2 separate regions of the Homo sapiens genome follow, and region 2 is linked to region 1. A link is an interaction called in ENCODE POLR2A ChIA-PET data of the cell type or tissue named here. Cell type or tissue: OCI-LY7. All regions are shown on one strand. Each heading gives the region's core, and the rest is flanking DNA. Links, peaks and the distances in the headings are about the cores only.

Region 1 (7,725 bases), core at 1,938-5,937:
TACACAATTTGATAAGTTCTGATATATGCATATACCCATGTCAACATCACCATATCAACGTAACGGACATATCTTTCACCTCTAAAAATGTCCTTTGTTATCCCTCCATCCTATACCTCCCAATGCCCAGCCCTAGGCAATCACTGGTCTGTTTCCTGTCACTATAGGTTATCTCACATTTTCTAGAATATCATTCTCTCTTTTGGGGAATCTGGCTTCTTTCACTCAGAATAATTATTTTGAATTTTAGCCACCTTGTTTTATGTATCAATAATTCATCACTGTTTTGCTTATTAACATATGAATGCACATTGGGATTGTTCCCACATTTTGCCTAGTATAAATTAAGCTTCTGTAGACATTCCTGTAAAATTCTTCTTATGGACAAATGCTTTGATCTTTTTTTTTTTTTGGAGATGGAGTCCTTGCTCTGTCACCAGGCTAGAGTACAGTGGTATGATTTTGGCTCACTGCAACCTCTGCCTCCAGGGTTCAAGCAATTCTCCTGCCTCACCTTCCCAAGTAGCTGAGACTACAGGTGCACACTGCCATGCCTGGCTAATTTTTGTGTTGTAGTAGAGACAGCTTTTACCATGTTGCCCAGGCTGGTCTCAAACTCCTGAAGTCAGACAATCCGCCTGCCTCGGCCTCCCAAAGTGCTAGGATTATAGGCATGAGCCACCGCGCCCGGCCTGCTTTGATCTTTTTAGTGACAATACCTGGGAGTAGATTGGGTCACATACGGGGTGCATGCTTAAATTTTTTTAAAAAAATACCTAACTGTTTTCCATAATAGTTGCATTTTCACAATCCCATTAACAGTGCATGAGAGTTCCAGTTACCACATCATTTAGTAGGTCAGTCTTTTAAACATTCTAAAAGATGTGTATTGTTATGTCATTGTAGTTTTTATTTGCATTTCCCCTAAGGCCTTATAATGTTCAGCAGCTTTTTATGCACTTATTTGCCGTTCATATATCTTCTTTGGTAATGTGTTTGTTCAAATCTTTTGCCATTTTTAATTGGATTATCTTCACAAAATTGAGTTTTGAGAGTTATGTTCTGGATACAAGCCCCTTGTCATATAGGTCATTTGCAAATATTTTCTCCCAGCCTGTGTGTTATCATTTAATACTTTAAAAAGTCTTCCAAAAAGTAAAAGTTCTTAGTTTGAGAATGTCCAATTTTTTTGTAATGAATCATGCTTTTGGTGTTGTAACTAGGAAATCTGCCTAATCCAGGGTCACAAAAAAATTTTTAAATATATTTGAAAGATGTTTCTCCATTGCATTCTTGATTGTATCAGTTCTGTTGAGAAATCTGCTTTTATTTGTGTATTTTTCTCCAGGTTCTTTTAAGATTCCCTTTTTATTTTTAAATTTAAGCAACATGATTATGAAGTGACTTAGCATAGTTTTCCTCATGTTTTCCTGTGTTTGCAGTTCACTGGGCTTATTAAATCTATACATTTAAAATTTTCATCAACTTTAAAAATTCTTGTCCATTATTTATTTATTTTTTCTGCCTGTCTCACCCCTTGGGGATCCAATTACACTTGAAGCATTCTTTTCTCTATGTGTTTTGTTTTAGATGGTTTCCATTGCTATGTCTTCAAGTTCTCTAATCTTTTATTCTGAAATGTCTAATCTCTCATTGATCCTACCTAGTAATCTTAGACTAGATTTTTAATTTTAGTCATTATAGTTTTCATCTCTAGAAGTTTATTTTGGATTTCTTAACTTGCATGTCTTTACTTAACATGCTCAATCTGCACTCTAACTTCTTGAACATGTGGAATATGGTTAAAATAACCATTTTAATGTTCTCTACTAATTCTATTATCTGCATAATTCCTGGGTCAGTTTTGACTGTCTGATTTTCCCCCTTATTATGTGTTGTATTTTCCTGTTTGTTTGCATGCCTGGTAATTTCTGATTGGATGCCAAACATTGTGAGTTTTACTTTAGACGGTGCTGGATATTTTTGTATTCTCATAAATATTCTTGAACTTTGTTTAGGGATTCAGTTAAATTCCTTGGAAATAGTTTTAACCTCTCAGGCTTGTTTTTAAGCCTTTTTAGGCAAGACCAGAGCAGTAGTTAGTGAAGGGATAATTTTTCTTCACTGCTGTGGCAAAACTCTCCTTAGCATTCTACCAAATGGCATGTGAATTATGAGGTCTTCCACACCAGCTATTGAGAACAGGGATTATTCCTGGCCCCGTGTGATCCTGGGTATTGTTTCCTCTAATCCTTTTGGGTGTTTCTTCCCTTGGTCTCAGCTAGTTTCCTAATACACATTAGATATTAAATATAGCAGCCTCCATGGACTACTGACTCCATCCCCACAATTTAGGGAAACTCCTCAACTCGGCCTCATTTCCTCCTCTCTGTACCGTGGCCTGAAAACTTTGTTCAGTCAGTAAGTTAGGGCAATTTTATGGATCTCTTCATTTATTTCCCATCTCGCAAAGATCATTGTCCTTCATTGACTGACATCTTGTCTTGAGAACAATTGTTTCATGTACTTTGTCTACTTTCTTAGTTATTTCCAGCAGGAATATAAATCCAGTCCCTACTGCTGTATTTTGAGAGGAAATGTTAACTCTAAATTACATTTTAATGTTGAGTCTTACTTCTCTGGTTTTGTTTTCTGATTTTTTTTCTTCTTAGATGGTAGATTTTATGTGGACATATGGGAAATGACAATTGCTAGACATGAGGAGAAATTACAGGGAATGAGCAGACATATGGGAAATATGGTTTAAAAAGAACAAAGAGAAAGAATTGGGAATGAAATGAGAACAAATGGCCAGATCTGGGGAAAGGAGTTGATGGAGAGTGTCAAAGTCATCTGAAATCCCACCTCTCACCTCTGCTAGGCCAAACGTGTGACTGCAGAAGGATTCAAGCTCATCACTTCAACTTGGTAACTTTAATCTGTCAGTGAGCTGGTCCTCCCAGCAACCTATCAAAGACAAGGTGCATAAATTTGTCATCTCTATTTTTCAGAAGGAGAAACACCAAAATTGTTAGACAACAATCTCAAAATTGCCCAGAGAATAGGGCCTGGTTGAGAACTAGAAATCTTAAGTATATCTTGTTACTACTTTTCCCAAATGGTTATCTAAGCATCACTCATTGTGAGAGGAAGTCACTTCACTTCTCTAAGTTCTCAGTTTCCTTATCTGGAAACTGGAATAAGAACTCCCACATGAGAGGTCAACATGAGGGTTTACTGAGATGGTGCGTGAAAACCTGTGCGCCGTGCCTGACACTGAATATTACATGTACAGTTCTGTGTATTTTCTCTTCTAGAGGGAGATACTGGAAGAATGTCTTAAATACAGAGATGAATCAGCCACCATGGGCTGTCAAATAAGAGCTGGACAGAGGACCAGCCTACAGGCCCACTCCCTACTCTCACCAGGCTATCCCAGCCCTGGGCTATCTCCTAATTAAAGAATCAAAGTCAGAAGACCTGGACTCACCCTCTAGGTATCTGACCTGGGGACAATTATTTAGCCCCTCAAGGAAGTAAAGGCATGAAGGAGACACTTGTGACAGGAGAGAAAAGTAATTCAGGCAGACAGAGCCAAAAATTCCTGAGGGCAGAAAAGGACCTGGTGTATTGATAGCAAGGAAGTCAGTGTGGCTGGAATGGAGAAGAAGGAGAGAGAGGAAGAGGAGGGAGGAGGAGGAGGGGGAAAAGAAGAGGGGGAAGAGGAAGAGGTATGGGTAGGTATGGAGAGGGTGGGAGGAAAAAAAGAAGGTGAAGAGGAGCCAGAGAAGGGTGCAAACACTGACAACAAGGTATAAGCCATTGCAAAGCTTGGCTATGCAAGATCCTCCCCTGCACATTCCCTGCCTGTCTTCAGCCTGTTTTCTCCACCAAACAATGCTCATTCCATTCTTAGCATCTAATGGAAGCAAGAAGATGGAAATAACCTAAAACTCCAACAATAGAGTTTAAAGAAATTAACATCTAAGATTCATACCTCTGAAGAACATTTATGACTCAGGAAAATGCTTACACTATATCACTAAATGAAAAAAGTGGGAGTGAGTCAAAGCTGTGTAGCTAATTTTGTTTAAATGCATGCATATACACATCCTTTCTTTTTCCCAGAGAATTATACCACAGTGTAATAAAAGTGCTTACCTCTAAGTGGCTGAATTATAAGCATTTTTAATTTTTTAATTATTTTTCAACTTTTTTTTTTTACAACAAACCTATTACTGTTATAATCAGAAAATAATAACACTCATAAATGAATTAAATAATTTAGTCCAGGATATCATCATCTTCAATAACATATTTCAATTCACAAATTTATTAGGTACTCTCAGGGTATTAAGAGGGTTTAAAATAGCCCAGTGTTAATGCTGCCCAGGTCTATATTGCAATATGAATTCATAAGATATTATAGTTATTTGAAAATTATATAAATGGCTTTATATCATAGGCTATTTACTTTGGAGAAGAATTAAATGAGCAGATTTATCTTAGACCCCATTTGCTGGAATTAACTTGAAAAGTATTGTCTTAAGTAGGTCTGTCTCCAAGATCACATTATATTAAAAGACCAAGAACTAGTAGAAAATCAAGACCCACAATGATAAATGTCACTGTAAAATCTTATTACTATTTTTTAACCAAATATCTTCCTCCAAAATATTATAGTGTTTGATATTATAGGTGAACCTCTTTAATCATTTCAGTGTATAGATTTTAGAACATACTGAAATGATAAAATGAAAACATATTTTATTTTGTATAACCTTTGGCCTCTAACTTCCACAACGCTTAAAAAATAGACTATTACCAGCACCATGGAATCTTTCCCTTGTGATCACTCTCAATTACTGCCTCCATCTCCCTCCCCCAACTTAACCAATACCCTGACTTCTAACACTATAGATTAGATTTGCCTGTGTTTGAAGTTAATAAAACTGGAATGAAACAGTATGTGTTCCTTTATGTCTTGCTTCTTTCACTCAACATTACTGGGGTTGTATCCATGCTGTTTGATACAATAGTAACTTAGCAATTTTCATTTCTGTATCCTATTCTTTTGTATGAGTATTCCACAATTTAGTTATCCATACCACTGTGTGTAGGTATTTGTGTTGTTTCTAGGCTGCAGCTGTTATAATAAAGGCTGCCAGAAGGATTCCTGTTTCACTGGATTTAGATAGAAGCATACTCATTACAGCTGCCTTATTTAGGTTAGCTGCCTTGGTCTTGAACCCTGGCTGCACGTTACGATCACCCTGCTGCCTGGGAACTAGTTCTGCAAGTAATTCTGATCTGGGCTGGAGTTAAGAACCAATGTGCTAGATATTGAGACCCCACCCCCAGACAAAAAAGGAGAGTAATCCAGTTTAGGGGATTCTCAATGAATTGCTTTCTGGAAAGAGGACAATTAAATGCAATGTAAAAATTGATTTTGTTTGCATTGACTTTATCCTTCATATTTTTACTTCAATTTCCTAAACCAAAAGATTATAGGTACTGGTTTTATGATACTTGTAAGTGGCCTCCAGAGTATTTTGAAAATTCCCCAAATTCTCGAAGGAAGGTTACTTTATATGTGGCTTAAAGATGCATGTGTCATAATTTAGCATACCTTGGGTGGAGGATTAGGCTATCAAAAATTCAAACAGACATGACTTTGGTGTCCCAGCTCCACAAACAGTGAGACTTCAAAAAGGCAAGAGTTAATTTTCCTTGGTCCAGATCATAGCCTGGAATTAAATGAGCTCTACTTAATAACTACTGTTGCAACTGAAAATTTGGTTGGTGCTATTTAATTCCCTGAATTCTTGAAACTGTTTTTTGGACTCATGCCCAGGAGCTGTCTTGATAAATGTGTCTCAGAGAATGAAAAACAAAAATGGACAGCATGGCTCTAGAAAGTACAGTAACAAATAGTATGGAAATATCACAAGATCTAAAATTTGCTTTCTCTTCAAGTTCAATCTCCAATCATTGATAGATAGGCAAGAACAGAGGCCATAAACCCAATTATTTTGTCTTATGTGTAGAATACGTTAGAAATTTAATATTATTTATATGTAGCCAGGTAGTAGAATGCCTTCAACTTCTAGTGTGATGAGGCCTGTTTTAGGTCCTGTCTGACCCAGAATAACTCCTCCAGTAGCCTCCTCTCCCACCTGACTTGACATGACTTTAACCACTGACCAAGAAACATTATTTGAGCTTTGACTATGTGATAGATTTCCTGAAAGCTTCTGTAGGGCCAATAAAGACTCCACCTTGGGGTCTTCAAGGAAATTGGAATCTTTTGGGGGTAATCTTACACTCATGCAAAGAAAACTAAGATTGCAAAGCAACCATGATGTGTCAGAAGCCCAGTGAGCTGGTGGTCAGTAAAACCTTCTCATAAGCAGTAGACATGAGCTGAATCTTAAAGGATGGTCAGACTTCTAATAGGTAGGCAGGAAGGGGAAGGGCATTTCAGACAAGAGCAAATGTGAAGAAAAAAAGACGGGAAAATGTTCAGTAAACAGTGAGGAAACCAATTTCATTGGAGTGGGAGATTCTTCTAAAGCATGGCAATTAAAAGTTTGTGCACTTGTGGTCAGGAGTTCGAGACCAGACTGGGCCACGTAGCAAGACCCCATCTCTACAAGAAAAAAAAAAAGATTTGTGATTGCAACTAAAGACAGAGCAAAAGATGGTGTACATAACCCACTAGTTTCATATTCCAGTGTGAAAAGATCTTGATGACAGCGAGGAATTAGAGACAATCTTCTGACCAATTGAGATGGTAACAACTAAGCAATTGGATAGAAACAAAACAAAATTCTAACCAAAATTCTCTAAATATATTAAATAATACCAAAAATAGCAGCAATTGAAATCTACAACCAACTTAAGACCACCCTTATGATGTCCTGCCCCTCCCAGCTGCTCAAGCACAAAGCCTGAAAGTCATTCTTCATCCCTCCCCCATCAATCCCTCCTACGATCTGTCCATCACCAAATACTTTCAGCTCTGCCTCTGTTTCTTTCCACCACCATCACCCTAAGCCAAGTCACCTGATCTCTCACCACACTCCAACTGATCTTGCTGCTTTCTTTCTTAACCTCTGTGCCCCCTCATCCTTCCCACTTCAGCCCCAATACCTGATTTACACAGCAGCTAGAATGCCATCTAACAATCCTGAATCTAATGAGATTATTCTAAAACATTCCTAAGGTCCCCACTGTACCCTTTATAATAACATATAGGATCTGTAACCTGACAAGGCCCTCTAGTTCCTAAGGAGGTACCCATTCTAATGCCATCTTGCCTCATGCTTCCCTTATTTCAGTGATTGTGTCCACACTCTTCTCCTGGTTCCTTAAACTAGATCCATTCTTACCAACCTTCTTACAGTGCACTTTGTACCCACTCTGCCTGGCTAGCTCCTAGCATACCAATGGCCAAAGTTGAAGTGCCTCTTCCCCACAGGCACTTGCTTTGACAATCCCCCAATCTAAAATTTTGTCCTGCATGTAATTCTCTCCATGGATCCTTGTCTTTTATTTCATGGCACTTAACACAATTTATAATTATACATGTAACTTTTGTGTTTGTTTAAAGCTTTAAGTGTCATGCAAATATAGACCAGGTATGTATGGTTCATCACTGTATACCGAAGCCTAACAGTACCTGACACCGAAGGTGTGCAATAAATATAACTTCAATGCATGAAA
Region 2 (7,725 bases), core at 2,255-6,254, 530 kb after region 1:
AGTCTAATCTGTAAATGTCAGTCATTTAACATGAGCATCTTCATTTGCTGAATTCTAATTGAGAGATATTATGTAGTAGTATTAGTATGTACTAGATGCCTGTTACAGTGAGAACAGCAGTATAATATAACATCTGAGATATTAATTCACAGTAGACCTCAATTGGTATTTCTTAAAAGGTTCTTTTTTTATAAACTGTGTAAAACATGCTCATGGTTTAAAAAATTCAAAATTGGCGGAGTGTGGCGGCTCAGGCCTGCAATCTCAGCACTTTGGGAAGCCGAGGCCAGTGGATCACTTGAGGTCAGGAGTTCAAGACCAGCCTGACCAACATGGTGAAACCCCGTCTCTACTAAATACAAAAAAAATTAGCCAGGTGTGGTGGTGCACACCTGTAATCCCAGCTACTTGGGAGGCTGAGACACGAGAATTGCTTGAACCCGGCAGGTGGAGGTTGCAGTGAGCCGATACTGCACCATTTGCACTACAACCTGGGCAACAAGAGTGAAACTCTGTCTCAAATAATAATAACAATAAATAAATAAAAATAGGAAATGCAAATATTTCACAGGGGCATAAGGTGAAAAGTCTTTCTTCCTACTGCTTTAACATCATCCAGTCCACATAAGTAAGTAGTTTGTGCATCCTTCCAAGAATTGTATATTATTATATTTGTCTTAAAAAAACTCTATAATTATTTAAAGAAGTCTTGCATTTATGTTGAAAATCTGTTTTCAGGAAATTTAAGTTGTGCTTTACCTCATCATAGAACAATATGCCTTATGCAATAGATGAATCCTGAAATCTAACAGCAGAGCAGCCTGAGCTGAGTCCTTATTTCTTCACTTTTGTAAAACAATGATAAGTGTTCATGAGACAATTGGCATCCCTGACCCCTCCCCTTGTGTGTGGAACGCAGGTCCTCTCCCAGCCTGACTTACTGGGTTACGTTTGCTCTCTGGGCTGGGTTGTGTTCACCTCAGAGGTCTTGGTGAAAATGACCTCTTTGGTCTCCTGAAGCCTCATTTCGTTATTTTGGCTCTGTGGGTGGTATCTTTCATGCGTCAGTCGAGCATGCTGTTTAAATCAAGAGTTGTCACTGATTCTCCCATTCCCTCATCCCAAATTCCTGGTGACCTGTGGCTGAAGCACTAGCCAGGATTTTAGAATAGAATAAACCAGTTATCTATATGTGAATCAAAGTAATGATTTTTATATCATTAATAGCTATCATCACTGAAACACCTCAGAAATGCACCTAAGTGTGTTTAATTGTAGAGGTGTATGAGAAGCCCTAACCCTCTATGATCTTAACCATTTAGTGGGGATTTTTGACTTTCAAAACTGCCTTACATTTGTATATAGTGTATTCCCTTTTCAGTTAGATCCTAGTCACCCATTTGGTAGATGAGAACATGCAGGCCCACAGAAGTGACAGCACTTGGTTCAGATCACCCAAATGACTGGCGTAGAGCCAACTCCACAGCCAGGTCTCCTGCCCTGTTCATGTTCTTTCTGGAGGTTCTTGCCTGCCGGAGGCCTTGTATTATCAGAGAAGAAGTCTGTGTGAAAAAAACAGCCCAAGATTTTTTGTTTGTTTTTTTTTTTTAAACAGTCTTGCTCTGTTGCCCAGGCTGGAGTGCAGTGGTGCGATCTCGACCCACTGCAACCTCTGCCTCCCAGTTTCAAGCGATTCTCCTGCCTCAGCCTGCGGAGTAGCTGGGACTACAGGTACCCGCCACCACACCCAGCTAATTTTTGTATTTTCAGTAGAGACAAGGTATCACCATGTTGGTCGGGCTGGTCTCGAACTCCTGCCTTCAGGTAATCCGCCTGCCTTGGCTTCCCAAAGTGGTGGGTTTACAGGTGTAAGTCAGTGTGCCTGGCCTAGCCTGCGGTATTTTAACAGATTTTAGACTGATGTGATTTCAACTGGACTGATAGCTCATTTTACTTCTCCTCGGCACATTTGGCTTTGTTTTACCCTATTCAAAGTAGCCGAGTGTAGAGAACAGTTTCAGCGCAAAAGTATAAATAGTGTAAATCGAAGAGTTTAATCTGTACAGCATTGCTAGTCTGAAAATCTGAAATTCTCCAAACTCCAAAGCATTTTGAGCATCAACATGATGGCACAAGTGGAAATTCCACACCTGACCTCATGTGATGGTTTACAGTCAAAATGCAGGCACACAACAGCTTATTCAGCATCCCCGAAGGGGTTAGTGTACGAGGTACAGTAACTTTAATCAGAATATAGCATTGTAGGTGGAGACTGCAAGCCTGCCATTGTTTGTGGTTGCTCTTGTTTGGCAGCTGGTGCAGGTATTCTGGGGATGCTACTATGCTGCTTAGTTGCCCCAAACACATTAGTTTTTACTGTGTTAATGGTATGTCTTATTTTTTACTGTTAAGTACTTATGTGTGAATACAAGTAAAAAATGATGGCTTATTGGTAGCATATAAATTCAGAGTCAGGAATGATGGTAATGCTGAACAACCACAGATTGTCCACATGGGTGGTTGAGATAATGACACCTTTGCTTTCTGGTGGTTCAATGTACACAAATTTGGTTTCATGTACAAAATTACTCAAAATATTAAATAAAATTATATTGAGGCTGTGTGTATAAGGTATATATGAAACATAAACTGATTTTGTATTTAGACTTGGGTCTCATTCCCAAGATACCTCATTCTATATATGCAAATATTCTAAAATCTGAAAATATCTAAAATCTATAACACTTCTGGTCCCAAGAATTTTGGATGAGGGAAACTAACCCTGTACTTGAAAAATGATTATCCATGGGACAAATTCTAGTAGTTTCCCTTGAAACAGTCATTCTATCCGTGAATGACATTGAAAACCAATTCTTTTCTTATTTATTTATTTATTTATTTATTTATTTATTTATTTATTTATTTTTGAGGCGGAGTCTTGCTCTTGTTGCCCAGGCTGGAGTGCAGTGGCGCAATCTCAGCTCACTGCACCCACTGTCCTCCTGGGTTCAGGTGATTCTTCTTCCTCAACCTCCCGAGTAGCTGGGATTACAGGTGACTGCCACCACGCCTGGCTAATTTTTTTGTATTTTTAGTAGAGACGGGGTTTCACCATGTTGGCCAGGCTGGTCTCAAACTCCTGACCTTGTGATCTGCCCACCTTGGCCTCCTAAAGTTCTGGGATTACAGGCGTGAACCACTGTGCCTGGCCATGAAAGCCAATTATTTTCTTCTGTCTATCATGTTTCTGCTGTTATTGCTTCTTTATTATTAATAATCCTTTTCTTTCTTTTTTGGAGGGGCAGGGAGAGTGTCTCACTTTCTTGCCTAGGCTCGAGTGCAGTGGTGCAGTCACAGCTCACTGCAGCCTTGAACTCCTGGGCCCAAGCGATCCTCTTGCCTCAGCCTTCCAAGTAGCTAGGAGTACAGGCATGTGCCACCATACTTGACTAATTTTTTGGTTTTTTGTAGAGACAGAGTCTTGCTATGTTGCCCAGGCTGGTCTTGAACTCCTGGATTCAAATCCTCCCACCTTGGCCTCCCAAAACATTGGAATTACAGGCATGAGGTACCAGGCCTGGCCCATAATAATTTTCTAATGTTAAAAGCCACTTTTTTTTTTTTTTTTTTTTTTTTTTTAGCAGCACGTCCCCACTCTTTGTCTGTGTTAGGGTTTAGTCAACAGAATAAAGCCAAAGAATTTTTTCTATCTGCCCTCACAGGTGCAAGCCTTGAAAGCATGTTCTCTGATAAAATACAGTATGCGGAAAGTCAGTCATCCACACAAAGAATGCAGTTTACGTGAATATAGGGTCTGGGTAATAGGAAGTGCAGTGACATGCAAACTGAACCTTATTTGCCTAGAAAAAGAACCCCAGTTAAAAGATAAGCACCAAAAAACTATAAAAAGACCAGAGTTAGATATCTAGTCTGAATTTCTACTTTTTAACTTTAGAATGGGGGTTGATCTAAAGTAAAGGGCCAGAGAGTAAATATTTTTGGCTTTGCAGGCCAATATGTTCTCTGTTGTAACTACTCAACTCTGCAGTTGTAGCATAAAACCAGCCATAGATAACACATAAACAAACAAGAGTGTTTATATTGCAGTGAAACTTTATTTACAAAAGCAGATAGCCAGTTTGTGGGCTATAGTTTGCCAACGTCTGCTATAGATTATAAAGGACCCTAGTAAGTTTTGTAGAGTAGTGGCTAACCAAATTGCTATAGCTAGATTCTTTTTAAAAAGTTATTTTCTTCTGATCACAAAAGTAATAATATGTTCATGTTACAAACAGAAACTCTTAAATTAGATAGCGAATATGCCTAGAATCCCTCACTATTCTTATGCTTTTAGATAACTACAGTCAGTGATTTGATAAATGTTTCTTCAGATGATTTTCTTTCTTTTTTTAAGGTTAATTTTTTATAGAGATGGGATCTTGCTATGTTGCCCAGGCTGGTCTTGAACTCCTAGGCTCAAGTGATCCTCTTACCTTGGACTTCCAAATTGCTGGAATTACAGATGTAAGTAAGCCACCACACCCAGCCTCTTCAGATGATTTTTTTTTTTTTTTTTTTTTTTGAGTTGGAGTTTTGCTCTTGTCACCCAGGCTGGAGTGCAGTGGCACAATCTCGGCTCACTGCAACCTCCGTCTCCCAGGTTCAAGTGATTCTCCTGCCTCAGCCTCCCGAGTAGCTGAGATTATGGGATCCCGCCATCACACCCGGCTAATATTTTGTATTTTTAATAGAGACAGGGTTTCACCATGTTGGCCAGGCTGGTCTCAAACTCCTAACCTCAGGTGATCCACCCGCCTCAGCCTCCCAAAGTGCTGTGATTACAGGTGTGAGACCCGGCCTCTCCAGATGGTTTTTTATGCATATACTATTTGGTTGTAGTCTTTAGTTATAGTTTTATCATTCCTTATTCCAAATTTTTATTGTTTAGTCCCATTTTTCCCAGCAGGCACATGGTCTGGAACAGATGGCACAGATTGATTCCCCTTTATTGTCATCGGAGGGGATAACAGGCTGGAAATAAGATTTTTATTTCACAGGGCTCTTTTCTGAAATAATGTTTTATTTTAATGATATTTTATTTGAATTAACCTCCAATCTACATATGTCCAACAGAGGCACATTTGATATTTATGTGAAATGTGATGGTGTTGGAAGATGTGTTGGTAACTATGATAATCGTGGGAGTTTCGGCGAACTGGCCTTAATGTACAATACACCCAGAGCAGCTACAATCACTGCTACCTCTCCTGGTGCTCTGTGGGGTTTGGTGAGTAAAATACTTATTTGACCTGAATGTTATGATTTGTAGCAATTGCTATGACGGTGTTACAAATTGCCGCATGTAGTATTTTAATTTAAAGATCATCAGTCATCAGGTAATTTATTAAGCAGCCACTGAATGCTGAACTGTAGGGCACTAAGACTTCACTAAGTCAGATCCTGATGTCATTGCCCCCACTCCTCCAGTCCAGTCAGGAGCTTGGGACCTGGTGGCCCAGGAAAGACACTCAGATTCAGAATGCTCCTGTCTTACCCACTCTTAGAAAATAACCAGCCATACAAACACAGCCTTAAGTACTTTTTCTCAGATAGCTTTCTGAGGTAAGTATTATAATCTGATAAAGTTGTGGCTCCCAGAGTGTGGTCCCCTGAACACTGGCAGCTGTATCACTTGGGAACTTTTTAGAAATGCCCATTCTGGGGCCCCACCCACTGATTCTGACCTACTGCATCAGAAATTCGGAGTTTGAGAAACCAGTATAAAAGGATGCTCTTGGTGCTATAAATTGATTGGTAACTACTCTGCATTTAAAAGCAGTTGTGTAGGGAAAAAATGCTTGGTGGCTGTGCTCATGTGCCCCACATCAGAATTACCTGGAGTATTTTTTTAAAATCCTCTTACCTAGCCACGAGGTCAGGAGATCGAGACCACGGTGAAACCCCGTCTCTACTAAAAATACAAAAAATTAGCCGGGCACGGTCGTGGGTGCCTGTAGTCCCAGCTACTCAGGAGGCTGAGGCAGGAGAATGGCATGAACCCGGGAGGCGGAGCTTGCAGTGAAGCTGAGATTGCACCACTGCACTCCAGCCTGGGCGACAGAGCGAGACTCTGTCTCAAAAAAAATCCTCTTACCTAGACCTCACCATGGGCAAATTGATCAGAATCTTCAGCACTGGGACCTGAGCATTAGTACTTTTAAATACATTTCTTAATGTGGTATTCCCGCAAGACTTAAAAGCTGGTTTAAAGATACATTCGGGCAATATTTTCACATATGATAGGATGCAAATTATTAGGCACTACTAAAGCTCCTTCTGGAGGATTGTATTTAAGGTAGTGATTCTCAAACTTTAATATGCTTACAAATCACCTGGGAATCCAGTTAAAATGCAGATTCTGATTCAGTGGTTCTGGGGTGAGGCCCGTGATTTTTGCATTTCTCATCAGCTCCCAGGAGATGGCAGTACTGCCTGATGTCAGGCCAAACCTTAAACAGCATCGATTTAGGGAAATGTTTACAGTATATGTATTTTCTTTTAAAATTGTTGAAAATAGCCCACCCACTAGTTTTGACATGCATTTATTGGGTTATTTCTCTCAAATCCTTTTGTGGAAAGAGAAGAGGTTGAAGTAAATATGAAGTCTGTTAAAAGTCTCATTTCCAAGGACTACTGTATATAGCATTGTGGAAGTCACACATTATTTAGTCACAGTTCAGCATTTGACTCTGAAGTCAATTCAGCTGATAAAAAATATCTCTTGATCAAAGAGACAAGACATTTTACATTTCTTTTAATTGGAACCAGTTATTATATACTTATTTAAAAATGTGATGAGTCACTTTTTTAAGGTTTAGAGGAAAAGCTGAATTGTCTCAGGAAAAGGAAAGAACTGTCAGTGATTTGAATACCCAAAGCCAGCAAAGAAAAAACTTCAAACCAGGACAGTCCTTCACCCACAGAAGTCTTTGTCTGCCTGTAATTAAAGTGGTGGGATAAATCTAGCATCTGCCATGACCTGTTTTATTCAGGAAGGTTTACTTTTCAAATGTAGTCATTCCAATGGGGTTGCCGTTCAGATTCAGATTGTCAGATTGTCACACAGTGAGGAAACTGCCTCCTTGCACATCTTCAGAATAAGATCAACTGTTTTATAGGTTGGCCTCTTTGAATACTGATAGTTTTTAGCCCTTGTAGAAACTTTAATGGGGTATAAAAGACCCAGAATTTCCTAGTGCACGTACTACTTAAGTTCCTAAGATAGGATTAAGCATTTTCAGAGCTTTTTAGTAGTCTATACATGTTATTAAATTTTATAAAAATGGGCAGTTTGTGATAATCCTCCTGACATATAATAGCTTTCTAAAAAAGTTAGAATAATTAACATAATTACTTAGTATTTCAAGCCTACTTTTTAAGGGTGACTTGACTAATTATAATAACTCCTTCTCAGGGAGAGTCGAGTAGAAAATAAATTTTTCTTTTAAGGTCAACAGACTGGAGGTCTGCCTTATAAATACAGGTGTGTAAAGATAAGCAAAAAAAGCCCAAGAGAAAAGTCCATTGCAGAATAGTCTCACTCTGTAAATAATATTTGGTCACTATTAGCCTTAGGGCTAACATGATCTACGTGACTATACTGATGATTTGGAAAGGTGATTTTTGAAATGGCTTCAGGATGAAAGTATTTGAAATTCTGGACTT

What was found. ChIA-PET counts read pairs that join two places held together with the same protein. Peaks named below come from ENCODE experiments on the same cell type or tissue, not always from the same donor. Only the 100,000 strongest peaks of a DNase experiment are listed, where the experiment ranks them.
Region 2: POLR2A ChIA-PET joins it to region 1 with 5 read pairs; 2 of 35 experiments call an interaction of 5 or more read pairs at or near these places.

Annotation. Positions count from the first base shown.
Region 1 is chr7:106,612,805-106,620,529 of GRCh38, forward strand. No RefSeq gene overlaps it. Among named protein-coding and RNA genes, the nearest start is that of CTB-30L5.1, 18 kb to the left of the region's middle. In OCI-LY7, for the core only: no CTCF peak of the experiment used is centred there; no DNase peak of the experiment used is centred there.
Region 2 is chr7:107,141,175-107,148,899 of GRCh38, forward strand. PRKAR2B (protein kinase cAMP-dependent type II regulatory subunit beta) reads left to right here. Exons shown (of 11, transcript NM_002736.3): 6 at 5,134-5,287. Among named protein-coding and RNA genes, the nearest start is that of HBP1, 24 kb to the right of the region's middle. In OCI-LY7, for the core only: no CTCF peak of the experiment used is centred there; no DNase peak of the experiment used is centred there; H3K4me3 peaks cover 204 bases; H3K27ac peaks cover 2,055 bases.